Linked DNA regions of Homo sapiens: all the other regions are linked to region 2. The links are chromatin contacts, found by Hi-C in ENCODE. All regions are on one chromosome and are shown on one strand. Each heading gives the region's core, a stretch centred on a gene start or an enhancer-like site at or near the end of the contact. The rest is flanking DNA. Distances are from core to core; before and after follow the strand shown.

Region 1 (2,700 bases), core at 196-2,695, 440 kb before region 2:
TGGTGCTTTTTTTTCTTTCCTTTCTGTCTCAGATGGATTTGCGTGGTGGATGGGGCTGGCGGCGACAAATGCTTTCTCAGCTCTAACCCAGCTGAAAGAGTTAAGGGGGATGGGAGGGGGAGTGCACCCGGTAGGCGAGAGAAGCGGGGGTGGGGTGGGGTGGGGTGGGGGGACGCGGCCAAGCGGAAACGCTGCACAGAGGAACCTCAGCGAACCAAGAAAAAAGAGAAAGTGGCAACGAAAACAAGGGCAAATTGAGCCCTCCTCGGGGATTTCCAATGAACTAACCCAACTCGGACATTCAATAAATACATGGCTCTTAATGAGCGTGCGTGTGCGTGCACCCCGCACCCCTAGCTGCGGGTGCGCCCGCTTGCGCCCGCCGCCCCCAGCCAGAGCCTGCATCTGGCAGTCCCGAGCCCGAGCGGCAGCCCAGGACGCAGCCGAGGAGCGGCCGCCGGTGCGCTCCGATTAAAATGTGAACGGGCCTGCCCTTCTCTCCCGCTGTATCGTGCCTCTGCCGAGCGCAGTTAAGTGAACTCAGTGAAAGCAGGAGTTCTCCTGCCCAGCCGCAGCCAGGCAGCCCCCGCGTGATCTCAAGATTAACACTAGACGCGTAGAATTTATGTAGGCTCTTGTCCAGCTCCTGCTTGCCGGGTGAGATACCATCGTAGGTAGGTTTTAGCAAAGCCATTATTGCCAAGGTATAGATACCAAAGGCGGTGGTAACCAAACCCCAAACAGAACGGATTTTTTTCCTCTGCGGCCCCCAAAGGTTGCTTTTTATATTTACGTATGCGTATATGTATATATAAAAGATGGAACACAGATTTCATTGAATCAATCTGAGATCTCCAGGTGCAGACGTTTGAATAGTCGGTGCCAGCACCCCGTGTTTTCCTTTCCTGCCGATTTTGCTTGGATCCGGCTCAAAAACCGAGAGAGTCTCGTGGTTTTGTTTACACTGAATGGGGAGGATAGGAACAGAGCCATGGGGCCGCCTTTCATTAATATACAGTGAGGATTTTGTCTAAATTACTGCTATGAATTTCACAGTACACGCTTTCAAAAGCAGTCTCAGGTGGCCTGATGAAACGTGATAGCGCCTCTGCAAACAGATCCACTTTCTTTCTTTTCAAGAGGGTGTGTGTGCGCGTATGGGAAGCCCCCCAAAACGTTGTGCTCCTCGATAACAGAAACACACTTCTGTTCCGAGGTCTGTCCCCTTCTTCCTCCCCCCCTTTCGTCGTACTTAATTCTCGAATCGCTCCCCGGCCTCTCTCCCCCCTCCACGCTGCCCCACCCCATCCGCCCCCTCCCTTTGCGAGTGTGATTGTTTTGTCTGGAAAAAAAAAATCCAAAGTATATAACAAGGGGAGAACAGTTAGTGCTGATTTTCATTTGCATACATTTTCATATATTTTGGTGAAAATAATAGACTAGTGGAGAGCTGGGCTTCGAGGCGTCAGTGTGAAGGGAAGGCTAAGGACGCATCGGTGCTGGAGAGTTGAGAATATGCCTTCCCCTCCACCCCCAACCCAGTCACCTTATTTGAAAAAAAATTAAAAAACACCTTTTATTTAAAAACCTAACCCTGGAAGTTTGCTCGGTAAGTGTTTTTTCATTTTCTTTCCCTGCTTTCCTCTTCTTTTTCCCCTCCTTTTTGGCTTATTTATTTATGTTCTTGTAGGTTTGGGAGCTTATTTTCATTGCTTGGGACAAGAGAGGGTTCACAGAGCAACTGTCTGAAGGAAGGAAGGAAGGGAAGATGTGTTGGGGGGGAGTTAAAAAAATCCAACCCTGCTAAAATATTACATAAAAAGATGGACTCAGTCCAAAGCCCCACACAGCAAAAGCCACTTTACTTTGGAGGGGTGGGGGGAAAATGCTATTCATTGTAATTGTTGATCGTGAAGGTGGGGTGGGAGGAGGGGGAAGAAGCCCTGGAAAAGAAGTGATTATTAAGCATGCAGTATATAAATATTTCTTGATTGGGATTTTTTATTTTTCCCAGAGAATCAGGACTAGAGGGGAAGAAACCCTATTTCTGTAGCCAGTGGTGATGTCCTGAATTGTGTGTGCCTGCCTGGATTGGGGTGGGGGGACGCATGCTGGGAGCAGGAGGATGGAGTGAGGAGGGGGACTTGGCAAAGGGAAGGCGGAGAGCTGGAGGAGGAGGAAGCGAGGCAGGAAGTCAGGGCACCCCTGGTTAATGCTGTGTCTGGGGAGCAGGCGGGGAGCTGCAGCCTCCCAGCTCGGTAGTGAAAGCCCATCAGAAAGAGGGTGATCAATCAAAACTAACCAGGACATCCCTACACTTCATTCCCAAAGGAGGCTGGAGCTTTAGCATCGCAGACTGGATTTCACTTTGTTTTCTATTTTTGACAGCCTCACTTGTCCCCTCCTTGCCACTGTTCCTGGGTTTTGTAAAAATTGAGGGTGCAGTTATTGCTAGGTGCAGTTAATTAGATAAACATGGCCGGAGGACATAGCTAGGCCAAGTCCAGGCCCATTTGAGTGCCTTACCTTAGTGAAATAGGCCGGAGAAAATTTTAAAAGCTTCTTGGTTTTGTTCTTTTAAGGGAAGCTGCGTCTGTGATGATGAGGGGGGAGAATCCAATGGCTGGAATTTTATTGCACTTTTTTACACAGAACACCTTGCAATTTAGAATTGGTAATTTATTTGGAAACAGTTGATGC
Region 2 (2,700 bases), core at 21-2,520:
TGCTTTGAAGTTTCCCTGTTTCTCAGCTACTACCCATGACAGATGTTTGCCAGAGAACAACTCAGGGGGCATTTTCTTGCAAGCATTTTGGCTGAGAACGATAACCATTGTGCCACTTAATATTTCAGCAATCTCTAGAGAAATCGGGGAATAGCAGTTACTTATTTATCTCACGTATTGCTCCTTGCTACCTCCCCACCACCACCGGCACGACCTCTGAAGGCACACATTAATTTCACCTCAGTATTTCCATAGCATCAATGAATAAAAACTGACTACATTTTCAACAAACGCACATGTCCTGATAAATGAGGGTCCTGACTTAATTGCTCTGTAAATTAAGAGCTCACCGTAGTGACAATAGAGAAGAGTTTTAATATTTAAAAACTCATTAAATTTGTGTACTTTGTGAATAATTAAAGTCGCAGGACCACTTTAAGGGGCTAATGTAAGTTTCATTCTTAAATGTATATCACGGATGAGGATAATTCATCTACCAAAAAAAAGCCAATTTTTTAAATTGCTAAATTTGGTTACTTTTTTTTGTCCTAATTGGTTACTTTTGGTCCTAATTTGTCTGTGGCTTTTTCCTCATCCTTTTTTTTTTTTTTCCAAATGACAATGACTGAATTAAAATGTTGTGGTCTGCGGGTTTAAAAGTCAGTTATCTGTTTATACAAAAAAAAACGATCTGTTTATACAAAAAAGAACCAGGCAAAACACACCTGGTTGGCTTCACCTTTTTTCTTATACATGAACTAAACTTTTTCATTTGCATTTGATTGTTTTCATTTGAAGTGTGCTCTAATTTGAACTATTCCCCCCCCCAAAAAAAAGTTCTGTTGTTTTTGTTTATGACTTACAGCTGTGTAAAGATCTAAATGTGTAAGTATGTGTGACGATGACAAGATTTGAAAAGATTTGTGCAAACCACAAATCCTGGTGATTACAAAAGGGAGGCTCTCTTGAAAGAGTTCACGTCAAAACCCCTGAATAACCACTAAACATAGAGAGCAGAGATTCTTTCTCCTTTATATCAAAACTTTGTCTTTAAAAGTGATGACTGCTCTAAGAATGATCTATGATTTTCCAGCCTGGTGTTCACAGTTGGGAAAGGGTCTAGTTCTGGGTCAACGAGGCTTCTGTGTCATCTTTGTATTTTTCACATCTCTTACTCCTCCTGTCCACATGTCAATGTTAGTATTGTCATCGATATTTAGTCAATAATTAAGCTGACACTCTTGGTCTGCTCAGTTTTCGGAGATCACTGGACATTTTGAAGTGTGAGCTCTCTGTGGAAGGCAAGCATACGGAACTCCGTCTGGTATTTCTTCCTGGAAACGTACGTACCATTTTTGAAAGAATCACTTTCTTGTGAACTCGATACTTCTGAAAATAAAAATGAAAAAAAAAAAAGCTGGGGCTGGGCCTTGGGGGTTCACTTTAATTAAATTGGAACATTGATCTGTCTTCAAGCAACCCTTAGCAGGGAAAAGAGGTGTCTACCGAAAAAGGAGACAATATTCATAAATCGTTGTTTTATTACAAGTTGGAAGAAGTGAAGTGGATTTCCTAGGATGTGGGTAGGGGCACACCTATTATTCTTAAAGGAGTATGATTCCAGTTCTTGTCTTTAAAAGAAATAGATGAATGCGGTAGCAATCCAAAGTCTGTGCTCCTGTGCCCTTCTAATAGAAGAAATCACAAAAATGTAGAGAAAAGTAGGTAAGAAATGCACATGCAGGATAAAAATGTAAAAGGTAAACTATTTTTTTATGCTATCAATTCATTATCACAACTGCTGAATGTTCCTCTGTCTTAGACTAGGGGCTATCTTTCCAGAGTTCTCAACTGTAAGAAAACTATTATATTAAAATGCTCTCACAATGAATCCCATGGGATTGGGGAAAGCTATGTTGCAAATGGGATTTTGCACTGTGTGAATTGCCAATCCCAAAAGATTGTGAGATCCTGTGGCTAGGCACAGGTTCTACAATATGTGCATTTGTGAAAAGGGAATGTCATCACTACATATTATTTTTACCTTTGGCAAGAATTTTATAAAATTTCAGAGCTTATCACACTCAAAAATACTTCTATAAGGGTGGCAAAATCTACATGAAATCGCTCTGGATGCCATACTATCATGCATTTATTAATTTGTTCTCATATTGTTTTTGCTTTATTTGACCTGGAAAATAAATGAAAACTGTAAGTTGCTAGTCCTATAAAATCATCCACCTGTTGAAAGCATAGCATAGCAAATACCACCATGGACATCAGGGAGGAAAAGGTAAGGAAAAGGAGTGAAACTTAGGAGAACGGATGCCAGAAAAAAAAAATGCAAGGAAGAAAATAATGGGAGATGGAAGTCTCCTTTCTCTTTTTAGCTTCTATTTTGGATATGAGCAGATGAGAAAGGAAAAGAAATTGATATGGAGAGAAACACATGGTGGAGAGTAACACAAGACCATAATACACAGAGCCACTTGCCCCAATAAAAATGTCATGTCACATGCTAAAGGACAGAGGAAGCACAGAATTGCCCATATTAAGTTTTTACTTTGTTACAAAGCATTCACTAAAAGAAAATTGGTTAAATCTGACCACATCACTGTTTGTCTTTTTCAGAAACCTACTCTCAGAAAACCCATTGAAGTCCCTGTTTTACAACTAACATAATGGGCGTGTGGAAATGCC
Region 3 (2,700 bases), core at 175-2,674, 460 kb before region 2:
AGGTGCGCCTGCCTCGGGCCTCTTCGGACTTTCCATCACAGGCCAAAGGAAAACCAGCGAGAGCTTGCATGACACCGGGTCCGTATTAAGACAGGCGCAAAACGATCCTTCCTCTTCTGTGCGCCTTAGGGAACGCCCGAAGGCATGCAAGGCTGGGGCTCAGGGGAGGGTCCCCGAGCGGGCAGTCAGGGCTGCCCTCAGGCCCTGGGCAAGGAGGTTTCCGGAGGCCCCTCAGTTCTCGAGTGTGTGTGTATGTTTTTGGTGGTGGTAATTGGGAAGCAGGGGGTCAAGACCCAGGAGTGCAGAGAGTGGGAGAGAGGATCTCCTCCGCCCATCCTGGGCTCCTGTCGGGCCTAACCTCCACCCAGCGTCAACTTTTTGCTGCTCCCGTTAGATGGCGCCCAAGACTTTCTAACCACTTGTGAAAGTGCTCCTGGCCCGGAACAAAAAGAACCGTGGGGTGTGAGTATGAGTGTGTGTGAGTGCGAGTGCGCGCGCGGGGCTGGCCACAGGGCACAGGAGTTGCCTGGCACTACGCGTGGCCCCGTCGCGGGTCGGGTCGGGCCGGCCCAGGGCTGGGGCGCGCTCACGGGAGGAGCTGCGCGCGGCCGGCGGAGAACTTTCTTCTTTTCCCTTCGCTCTCCCTCTTGAGCGAGCGCCTAGGCCCTGGCCACTCTCCCGGAGAGAAGCCGGGCGACCCGGCCGCGGGCTCAAGCAGCCAGCGCCGGCTGCAAGTGACCGCGGTGCGCGGGCGGAAAGGGGTCCCGGACGTGCGGGTCGGAGAGCTGGGACGCACACGACAGCCCCTTTCTCTGCCCTTACTTACCGGCCCAGCGCTCACAGCCGCTGCCCTGTTTTTAAGAGAATGGCGCAGGTGCAAGTTTGGTTGTTGCGGTTTTAGCCGCTCCAAGGAAATTGTTCAGTGTAAGGTTACCTAAGCGTACTGCGTGGGCGTGTTTCCAGAAACAAAGGGCAAACTTTCTCGCTCCCAAAGCCAGTGAAGTTAAACAGACTCCCTTATGAAAAGGCCCTTGGGGACCCTAGGGCGTCAGATGCGACAGCTAATTTTAAAATAACTGTTTAACAGGTGATTAGGGAGCGCGCTTTCTCTCCACCACCAAGTTCACCTCTTCTCCAAACCCCTCTAAAATAAGTGACTTGACGATAGGTGATCCCATTCCCTAGTCCTCTCCTTAATGCCAGTCTGGAGGCGCACTGTCAAGAAGGGATGCGTCTCCTCGCCCTTGAGAACCAGCGCGGAGACCTTCTTTTGTGCCTCTCCTTGGCTGTGAACTTTCCCGCGCGGTAGGTTCTCCTTTAAGAAAGTAGCATCCCTATGAATATTTAATGCTGCACGCGGGCCGGCGGGGCGGAGGGGAGCCCGCGGCCTGGGTTTCCGCGCGCGCCGAGACCCGGGCGCAGAGCGAGTGCGTCCCCACCAGCCTGGCCGCCGCGGGAACTCGGGGACCGGGAGGGCGGGGGTTAGCGGGAGGAAAGGGTAAGCTGAAGAGGGGCTGGGAACGGGAGGGAGGCTCGGGGCGAACGGGCCGTCGCGTTCATTTCCATAAGAAAGCTGAAATCGCAGTTGGAAGCAGGATTTCTCGCCCCTGCAGCCCTTCCCCCATACCCGGTTTTCTGCAAGAAGCGGGCTCCAGAGCTCAGAGCCCGAAGTGTGTGCTCTGGTCTTTGATGATGTTGATAAAATGTGGTTTCAAATGTTGTCCCGAAGAGGCCGGTTTCCTGTCTGTATGTGGAATGGAAGGACCGTGCCGGGTGAGTCCAGAACGCCGGGGAGCGGACAGGAGGAGCAGGGCTGAGGAGAGGGAGGGCGCAGCCGGCGGGCGCAGGGCATCCCTGCAGGGGAAGTTCTCCAGGGGGTTTTGAAAGGGGGAGCCAGGTTGAAGCCAAGTTTCCCGAGCAAGGAAGAGTGTGTGTGTGTGTGTGTCTGTGTGTGTGTGTTCGGGGGTGGGGAGCGCGATGAGGGAAGACGTCACGAAAGCCCCAGAACCCAGGCGGCCCGCGCGTGGGAAGGTCTGGCAGGTCTTGTCACCTCCCTCTTCAAAGAGCGGGGGAAACTTTCGCTGGCCGTCGCTGACCCTCTTCCTGCGAAGGAATAAAGTGAACTTGCCCAGATACTGGATTCCACTGGCGGTTCAGTTGTTGAGTTCTTTCTGCGTTCGCATTGAGCATTGAGTTTCTTTTTGACTTGCAGTGTGAACAGCAGCCATGTGACCTCAATTCTATATCACATATATATACACACACACCTCCTAGGTACTTTATGATCCCATCTGGAGAAATTAAAGCCCAGATCTGTAATGTTTATTCTTAGATAGTTTACCAAAAGCAGGGGGGAAATGTGTGAGACACATGTCTGCAAATATAACAAAAGTACTTTCCCTTATGCTTGAAAAGTTGCCTGCAAATGGCTGGCTTCCGTTTACTGACTGCACCACCTGTACCTCTCCATGAAACTAAATGGAATCAGGAATAAAGCACCAATCAGATCAAGCAATTAAATACCAATTATGACTATTAATGACTTTATTACTAATGACTGGAGTTGAGGACTCCAAACCCAAATGAGGTAATCAAGCTGTTTTAAAATTCTGCTACCTAATATTTTTACCGCACTCCTTCCCCAAAATAGGAGGTTAAAAAAAAACAGGTAATGTTTTCAAAGAGTTCTCCAGTAGGTAT

Evidence for each region. A loop is a pair of places that touch in the nucleus more often than their neighbours do. Pooled maps may share reads with other maps.
Region 1: a loop to region 2 is called in a pooled map, with 4 times the contacts of the local background. The contact joins the promoter of PANTR1 here to the promoter of LINC01831 in region 2. A Hi-C loop is called at or near these places in 3 of 168 maps with a recorded cell type or tissue (MCF 10A, heart right ventricle and psoas muscle), 2 of 37 single-sample maps with no recorded cell type and 10 of 50 pooled maps.
Region 3: a map of OCI-LY7 shows a loop between it and region 2 (3-fold over the local background). The contact joins the promoter of LINC01159 here to the promoter of LINC01831 in region 2. A Hi-C loop is called at or near these places in 4 of 168 maps with a recorded cell type or tissue (Caco-2, OCI-LY7, naive thymus-derived CD4-positive, alpha-beta T cell and 1 more), 3 of 37 single-sample maps with no recorded cell type and 9 of 50 pooled maps.

The regions. Positions count from the first base shown.
Region 1 is chr2:104,850,221-104,852,920 of GRCh38, reverse strand. PANTR1 (POU3F3 adjacent non-coding transcript 1) reads left to right here and starts at 1,445. Exons shown (of 4, transcript NR_037883.1): 1 at 1,445-1,609. RefSeq lists a silencer at 411-460 and an enhancer at 1,841-2,700.
Region 2 is chr2:104,412,601-104,415,300 of GRCh38, reverse strand. It overlaps LINC01831 (long intergenic non-protein coding RNA 1831), which reads left to right and starts at 1,270. Exons shown (of 2, transcript NR_135589.1): 1 at 1,270-1,342; 2 at 2,632-2,700. RefSeq lists an enhancer at 1-411.
Region 3 is chr2:104,871,319-104,874,018 of GRCh38, reverse strand. It overlaps LINC01159 (long intergenic non-protein coding RNA 1159), which reads left to right and starts at 1,424. Exons shown (of 2, transcript NR_110373.1): 1 at 1,424-1,773. It also overlaps a transcript of POU3F3 not described here. RefSeq lists a silencer at 603-712 and an enhancer at 1,018-1,743.